Regions from separate parts of the Homo sapiens genome. Here region 2 is linked to region 1. A link is an interaction called in ENCODE POLR2A ChIA-PET data of the cell type or tissue named here. Cell type or tissue: A673. All regions are shown on one strand. Links, peaks and the distances in the headings refer to the core of each region. The heading gives the core; the rest is flanking DNA. Region 1 has its middle 8.8 kb from the start of RPL6. Region 2 overlaps HECTD4 (HECT domain E3 ubiquitin protein ligase 4).

The links. Peaks named below come from ENCODE experiments on the same cell type or tissue, not always from the same donor. Only the 100,000 strongest peaks of a DNase experiment are listed, where the experiment ranks them.
Region 2: POLR2A ChIA-PET joins it to region 1 with 8 read pairs; 7 of 35 experiments call an interaction of 5 or more read pairs at or near these places.

Annotation. Positions count from the first base shown.
Region 1 is chr12:112,398,563-112,402,957 of GRCh38, forward strand. No RefSeq gene overlaps it. Among named protein-coding and RNA genes, the nearest start is that of RPL6, 8.8 kb to the right of the region's middle. In A673, for the core only: no CTCF peak of the experiment used is centred there; no DNase peak of the experiment used is centred there.
Region 2 is chr12:112,318,294-112,322,688 of GRCh38, forward strand. HECTD4 (HECT domain E3 ubiquitin protein ligase 4) reads right to left here. Exons shown (of 76, transcript NM_001388303.1): 2 at 932-1,449. It also overlaps the pseudogene LOC100421482. Among named protein-coding and RNA genes, the nearest start is that of HECTD4, 62 kb to the right of the region's middle. In A673, for the core only: no CTCF peak of the experiment used is centred there; no DNase peak of the experiment used is centred there; H3K27ac peaks cover 617 bases.

The DNA.
Region 1 (4,395 bases), core at 326-4,325:
ATACAAAAAATTAGCCGGGCGTGGTAGCGGGCGCCTATAGTCCCAGCTACTCGGGAGGCTGAGGCAGGAGAATGTCGTGAACCCAGGAGGCGGAGGTTGCAGTGAGCCGAGATTGCGCCACTGCACTCCAGCCTGGGCGACAGAGGGAGACTCGGTCTCAACAAAAAAAAAAAAAAAAAGAACACATGGACACAGGAGGGAGGGGAACATCAAACACTGGGGCCTGTCAGGGAGTTGAGGGCAAGGGGAGGGATAGCATTAGGACAAATAACTAATGCATGTGGGGCTTAAAACCTAGAAGATGGGTTGATGTGTGCAGCAAACCACTATGGCACATGTGTACCTATGTAAGAAACCTGCAAGTTCTGCACATGTATCTCAGAACTTAAAGTATAATAAAAAACAAAAATATAGGCCAGGCTCAGTGGCTCACGCCTGTAATCCCAGCACTTTGGGAGGCCGAGACGGGCGGATCAAAAGGTCAGATCGAGACCATCCTGGCTAACATGGTGAAACGCCGTCTCTACTAAAAATACAAAAAATTAGCCGGGCGTGGTGGCGGGCGCCTGTAGTCCCAGCTACTAGGGAGGCTGAGGCAGGAGAATGGCGTGAACCCAGGAGGCGGAGCTTGCAGTGAGCCGAGATCGCATCACCGCACTCCAGCCTGGGCAACAGAGCAAGACTCCGTCTCAAATAATAATAATAATAATAATAATAATAGTAATAATAATAATAAAAATATATAAAAAATAAAAATAAAAAAAGAATACCAAATTGGGTGGGAGATATTGTTGCCATCTTTTGAATAATATGATCTACCTCAAGCCCTAAGAATACCGAATGTAGGCCGGGTGCGGTGGCGCACGCCTGTAATCCCAGTACTTGGGAAGGCCAAGGCAGGCAGGTCACTTGAGGCCAAGAGTTCGAGACCAGCCTGGCCAACATGGAGAAACCCCATCTCTACTAAAAATACAAAAATTAGCCAGGCTTATCACGAGGTCAGGAGTTCAAGACCAGCCTGGCCAACATAGTAAAACCCTGTCTCTACTAAAAATACAAAAATTAGCCAGGCATGGTGGTGCATGCCTGTAGTCCCAGCTACTTGGGAGGCTGAGGCAGGAGAATTGCTTGAACCCAGGAGGCAGAGGTTGTGGTGAGCTGAGATTGCACCACTGCACTCCAGCCTGGGTAACAGAGCGAGACTCTGTCTCAAAAAAAAAAAAAAAAAAATTAGCCAGGCTTGGTGGCTGGTGCCTGTGATCCCAGCTACTCGGGAGGCTAAGGCACAAGAATCATTTGAACCCGGAAGGGGGAGGTTGCTGTGAGCTGAGATGGTGCCACTACACTCCAGCCTGGGTAACAGAGTGAGACTGTCTCCAAAAGACAAAAAAAAATTAAGAATACCTAAAGTTTAATCTACAGGGTTTTAAAAGTCAGAAGCAAGTCGACTTCTAAAAACTGGGGCAGGCACAGTGGTTCATGCCTATAATTCCAGCACTTTGGGAAGCCGACATGGGAGGATTGCTTGAGCCCAGGAGTTCAAGACCAGCCTGGGTAACATGGTGAGACCCTGTCTCTGCAAAAACAAATAAAAACCCAGAAAGACAAACAAACAGCAACAACAAAAACGAGCTGGGCATGGTGGCAAGCACCTGTAGTCCCAGCTACTCAGGAGGCTAAAGCTGAAGGATCACTTGAGCCAGGGCAGTCCAGGATGCAGTGAGCAGTGGTGATGATGCCACTGCACTCCAGCCTGGGTGACAGAGTGACATCCTGTCCCAAAATAAAAAATAAATAAAAACTGAAAAATTCATTATTTCTGGCACGTCTTGAGTTTAACAGGCTGAAACTCATAGTTGCTACTACTCTTCATCTTTTTTTTTTTTTTGAGACAGGGTCTTGCTCTGTTGCCCAGGCTGGAGTGCAGTGGCATGATCATGGCTCACTGCAAACTCTGCCTCCTGGGCTCAAGCGATTCTCCAACCTCAGCCTCCCGAGTAGCTGGGACCACAGGCGCCCAGCTAATTTCTTTCTTTTTTTTTTTTTTTTTTTTGTATAGACAGGATCTCATCATGTTGCCTGGGCTGGTCTTGAACTCCTGGGTTCAAGTGATCTTCCCATCTTGGCCTCCCAAAGGTCTGGGATTACAGGCGTAAGCCACTGCACCCAGTCAGTATTAGCTAATATTATTTGATCCTTTAAGACATCATAACAGGCTGGGCACGGTGGCTCACGCCCGTAATCCTAGCACTTTGGGAGGCCAAGACGGGTGGATCACTTGAGGTCAGGAGTTTGAGACCAGCCTGACCAACATGGTGAAACCCCATCTCTACTAAAAATACAAAAAATTAGCTGGGCATGGTTGCTCATGCCTGTAATCCCATCTACTTGGGAGGCTGCGGCAGGGGAATCGCTTGAACCCAGGAGATGGAGTTGCAGTGAGCTGAGATGGTGCCATGGCACTCCAGCCTGGATGACAGAGCAAGACTCCGTCTCAAAAAAAATAAATGAATAAAGACACCATAACACAAAATGTCACCTGACATTTAAAGGATAGGTAAAGTGGTTGGCGTCTAAGGCCAGACTGCCTGTAACTGCAGCCTGACATGGCGATTCTTGGGCAACTGATTTACCTGGGGAGGTGCTCTTAGAAACTACCTGTAAGAGCTGGTCACAGTGGCTCACGCCTGTAATCCCAGCAATTTGGGGGGCCAAGGCGGGTGGATCACTTGAGGTCAGGAGTTTGAGACCAGCCTGGCCAACATGTTGAAAACCCCTGTCTACTAAATATACAAAAATTAGCCGGGTGTGGTGGTGGTGGTGTGTGCCTGTAGTCTCAGCTACTTGGGATGTAAGGCAGGAGAATCTCTTGAACCTGGGAGGCAGAGGTTGCAGTGAGCTGGGAACACGCCACTGCACTTCAGCCTGGGCAACAGAGTGAGACTTCATCTCAAAAAAAAAAAAAAAAAACAAACAAAAAAACAAGAAACAAAAAAAAATCCAGGCCCAGTAGCTCACTCCTGTAATCTCAGCACTTTGGGAGGCTGAGGCAGGCGGATCACGAGGTCAAGAGATCGAGACCATCCTGGCTAACATGGTGAAACTCTGTCCCTACTAAAAATACAAAAAATTAGCCGGGTATGGTGGCGGGCGCCTGTATTCCCAGCTACTCGGGAGGCTGAGGCAGGAGAATGGCATGAACCTGGGAGGCGGAGCTTGCAGTGAGCCGAGATCACACCACTGCACTCCAGCCTGGGTGACAGAGCGAGACTCCATCTAAAAAAAAAAAAAAAAAAAAAAAAAAAAAAAACTTGCATGAGTGTGGTATATTTGTTATAACTGATGAACCAATATTGATATATTATTAACCAAAGTCTATAGTTTGCATTTGGGTTCACTTTTTGTTGTTTTTGTCATGAGCCACCACACCTGGCCAGGGTTCGCTCTTTGTGTTGCACATTCTATGGGTTTTGACAAATGGATAATGACATATATCCACCATTCTAGCACCATACAGAATAGATTCCTGGTCCTAGAAATCCTGTGGTCCACCCGTCCATCTCTCCCTCTCCACCCACCACCCACGTGCAACCTTTGATCTCTTTGCTGTCTCCTTAGTTTTGCCTTTTCCACAATGTCAAATACCTGGAATCATAGAGTATATAATATGATACAGTATATGAAAGAAGCCCTTTCCACATGGGCTTCTTTCCCTTAGCAATATGTATTTAAAGTTCCTCCACGTATGTTGTTGCTTGATAGCTCATTTCTTTTTATCACTAAATGATGTCCCATTGTATGGATGTACCACAAGGTTATCCATTCACTCGTTGAAGGACATCTTTATTGCTCCCAAGTTTTGGTAATTATGAATAATGCTGCTATACACAATTATGTACAGGTTTTGTGTAGACATGTTTTCAGTTCATGTGTAAATCGTATTCCTTTTTAACTTTTGTATTTATGCACACATTTATATAGTTGTAAAACTAAGCTTATATATTTTTTTCTTTTCTTTATTCTCCCTGGGAGCATAGATTCAAGTTGCCATGAATATACACTCCCACGTATACTTTTTTAAAAGTGATATTTTACATAATTTTCTGCAATTTGCTTTTTAAGATAACAATAATCTTTTGTTATAAAAGCAGTATATGTGCTTTTAGAAAGTTAGCTCATGTGGGTAAGTAAAAGAAAATAAAGACACATGCCAGGCATGGTGGCTCACGTCTGTAATCCCAGCACTTTGGGAGGCTGAGGCAGGAGGATCACTTGAGGTCAGGAGTTCCAGACCAGCCTGGCCAACATGGTGAAACCCTCTCTCTACTAAAAATACAAAAATACAAAAAAAAAAAAATTAGTTGGGCAGAGTGGCAGGCGCCTGTAATCCCAGCT
Region 2 (4,395 bases), core at 321-4,320, 80 kb before region 1:
GAGAAAAGCAAAAAGAAAAGCAACTCCAAGCATATTTCCTATTGATAGTGGGTTGATGACTTGCACATGAAGAACAGCATACAATTTTTTTTTTTTTTAAAGACAAAGTCTTGGTCTGTTGCCCAGGTTAGGGTGCAGTGGCGCCAACTTGGCTCACTGCAACCACTGCTTCCTGGGTTTAAATGATTGTCCTGCCTAAGCCTCCAGGTAGCTGGGATTACAGGCACCCACCACAACGCCCGGCTAATTTTTGTATTTTTAGTAGAGACAGGGTTTCACCATGTTGGCCAGGGCAGTCTAGAACTCCTGACCTCAAGTGATCTGCCCACCTCAGCCTCCCAAAGTGCTAGGATTACAAGCGTGAGCCACCACGTCCAGCCATGTGTACTACTATTAAATCTAGATATATACTGAGAAATCTTCCAATTAAATTGATCAAAACAAGTATTAGGTCCAAAAATATAATTTGTGACCAATTTTGTGACTGAGTCCAGGTGAATAATAGCCCACTAGCTTGCTGATGTACTTCTTATAGACAGGTATGAAAAATTAATAGCTCTATAAAGTTTTGACCATCCTCCTAGGAGAAGTAGACATAACATCCTCTGCTAACTACTTGATGTAAAACACTAACCATCTAAGGGACAATTAGATATGTCAAGGGTTGATTCTCCATTTTCTGCTGGTTAAGATGTTATCATGGTATACCAGAAACAGAAAACATGAACTTTGGTTCCAACTCAGGCACCTGGTGCCAAGTTTGGTGAAAGCATCTCATGCACTGTCAAGGCTGTGAAATTCAATACTGAAAGCAAAGAAGGACTTCTGAATGTTAAGACTTCTATCAAATATACTTGGCCTCTTCTTCATTCACCCAACCCAGGTGGCAGTAGTCACAAGGTCACCAAATGATACATTCGATTTTCCTTACCTGGCACAAGCCAAAGCCACCAGGGCAGCAGCAGCATTTTCTTTTTGCTTATGTGGGATGTGTCGGCCTGTGTCAGAAGTCTCCTCTAGCCAAGAGCACAGCAAAGTTTCAATTCCATTGAGACAGTCAGCAGGCTCCTTGGTCAAGCTCAAAGGCTGGCAGTCACGAAGGCAGTTCAATAGCACCTCAGCAGTTATGTTACAGAGAGAGGGGTCTGTTCTACTCTGGGACTGAATAAGGGGGAAGACCAGCAGGAGCCCCATCCTCGATGTGAAGGGCGCTTGCTCAGGTTGCTGCAACAAGCCCTGGCGTTTGAGCAGGGCCAAAGTTTCCTCATCACCTGAACTTTCCCTTTCATGCTGTTCTTCTAAGGCCAGCTGGCGCTGGGCATTCCACAGTCCTCGCAAGGCATTCAGGCGGTATTCCAGCAGCCGGGCATAGGCATTGCTCTGATTCCCACAAACAGAGCGCAAACGTTCTGCTAATTCCGACGGGTTCTTGGTCTCAAAGGTTAAAATCTAAGGAAAAAGACGATGGAGAAGTGGGTAAATATTACTTTCACCAAAGTCATCTAAGGAAGAAAATATGTTTAATGATATCCCAAAATAGTCAACGCCAAAAATTATTTTAATTACAATCAAATGGAAAACGTATACTGTAAAGCCAGCTCTTTGCTGATGGAATTGTTCCCCTTTTGGCTTTTCTGTTAATGCTTCCATGAAAATTGGGATTAGACCTAATTGAAAGAGCCCAAATCATAAAAGAATATAGTTAAGTGTGAAAGTCAGAAATTAACTCCATAATTTATTTTAGAAAATTGAAGTATAAAGCCAGGCGTGGTGGCTCACGCCTGTAATCCCAACACTTTGGGAGGCTGAGGTGGGTGGATAGCTTGAGCCCAGCAGTTGGAAACCAGCCTGGGCAACATGGTGAAACCCTCTCTCTACCAAAAATACAAAAAATAGCCAGGCTTGGTGGTGTGCACCTGTCGTTGCGGCTACTTGGGAGACTGAGGTGGGAGGATTGCTAAAGCCCGGGAAGTAGAGGCTGCAGTAAGCCATGATGGTGCCCTGCACTACAGCCTGAGTGACAGAGCGAGACCCTGTCTCAAAAAATAATACTACAAAAAAAAAGGAAAAAAATTGAAGCATAAACCTTTAGTAAATGATCTTGAGTTATAAATGTTGTTTCTAGGACAGGCGCGGTGGCTCACGCCTGTAATCCCAGCACTTTGGAAGGCAGAGGCGGGCAGATCATGAAGTCAGGAGTTCGAGGCCAGCCTGGCCAACATGGTGAAACACCATCTCTACTAAAAATACAAAAAAAATTAGCCAGGCGTGGTGGCCCACGCCTGTAGTCCCAGCTACTCAGGACCCTGAGGCAGAAGAATTGCTCGAACCCGGGAGGTAGAGGTTGCAGTGAGCCGAGATCGCACCACTGAACTCCAGCCTGGGTGACAGAGTGAGACTCTGTCTTAAAAAAAAAAAGTTAAAGTTTCTAACTCCTATTACCAGATAGAGTACTAGTAAAAATGGAACCAAGTTTTATCTCTGTTCTTCAAAACCTAATATATATATGTTTAATAAATGATGGATTATTCACGGTTCTTTGGTTGTGAAGCATACCCCATTCTTTTTTTTTGAGATGGAGTCTTGCTCTCTTGCCCAGGCTGGAGTGCAATGGCCGATCTCAGCTCACTGCAACCTCCACCTCCCAGGTTCAAGCAATTCTGCCTCAGCCTCCCTAATAGCTGGGATTACAAGGGTGTGCCACCATGCCCGGCTAATTTTTGTATTTTTAGTAGAGACGAGGTTTCGCCACATTGGCCAGGCTGGTCTTGAACTCCTGACCTCAGGTGATCTGCCCACCTCGGCCTCCCAAAGTGCTGGGATTACAGGCCTGAGCCACTATGCCTGGCAGCATACCCCATTCTTAATAGTGTTAACCCATTATTTTAATTTGTGACATGGTAGAGATTTATCCAATTCATATTAGATTGTTTTCTTGCCAAAACATTCAATTATCAGGAGGCCTCCATTTTCAGCAGCTGGGGATAATAAAACCATTATATCTTCTATCAGCTAAGAAAGGAACCAGCTCTCAAGATCAAACTAAATCTCAAGAATCAAACTAAATTTACAATGCAAAGAGTTTATGCACATAAATTTGACTAGATCAAAACCAACAGACTACTGTAATCAACAAAGGAGGGCACTCTAGGAGCAAGCACACTGAAACAGATTATCAGACAATAGAGGTGCCTGGTTCACAGTAGACCAGAAAGTCAGGGTGGGAAGAGGCCTGGGACAAAAGTAAAGAAAATTCTGCCAGGTCTTTGGCACTGACATTAAGAAAGGTCATAGTGCAGTTTATTTCCCTTACAAACTGGAAAAATACTCTTTTATCTCAAATTTTGCCTTTAGAAACTTGTTATTAATATTTTAGCCCAATAAAATAACAAGAATTTCCAAAACAATGCAAACGCTGTAATTGCCTTGCTTAGCTACATATGCAAATCACTGAATTGAACTAAAAAAAAAGTTCACAATTTAAAAACAACAACACAAAACCAAAACAAAAGAAGCAAGAAGCTAAAGAAAAACAAAGATAAGCTGAATTAGAAGCTACTCAATTAGCAAAGGAGAAAGAACTTATAATTAGACAACAAGTATTACTGGCAAAGAAAGAAAAAGACATCCAAAAAAAAAAACATTACAAAGAAATGGTAAGCTAGGTGGGTGACATACGCCTATACTTCCAGCTGCTTGGGAGGCTGAGGCAGGACTGCTTGAACCCAGGAGTTCGAGGCTGTAGTGGCTATGATCGTGCCTGTGAATAGCCACTGCACTCCAGCCTAAGCAACATAGTAAGACCTTGTCTGCTAAAAAAAAAAAAAAAGAAGAAAGAAAAAGAAAGAAAGGCAAAAACTTCGAAACTCATCTAAGATCTGGAATCACTTTTCCAACAATGAGGCAGGGTGGGTTAAAATGATGGAAGAAGGCCAGGTGTGGTGGCTCATGCCTGTAATCCTATAACTTTGGGAGGCCAAGGTGGAAGGACTGCCTGAGGCCAGGAGTTCAAGGCTGCAGTGAGTTATGATGGCACCAGTGCACTCCAGCCTGGGTGACAGGGGGAGACCCTGTCTCAAAAAAGAAAAAAAAAAGAAATGATGCAAGTAGAAAAACTTTGTAATCAGCTTGAACTAGAAAGCTTACAGTAGTTGAATGAAACACATCATCTACAAAAGAAGTAGGAATGGCTGCTCTGGAAAAACAGAAGAAATAAATGAACAAATTACGAAGGAGAAACAGGAAGGTGGGGCTCGTATGTAATAAGCATCTAAGAATGCAGAGAAATAAACTGGCAGAGGTGGAAATGGCAGCAACAACTGGTAAGAAGATGATCTGCAGCTACAAGTTAAAGCTATGAATCTCTTCCCTGCTGGTATGAATTCAAGATGGGAA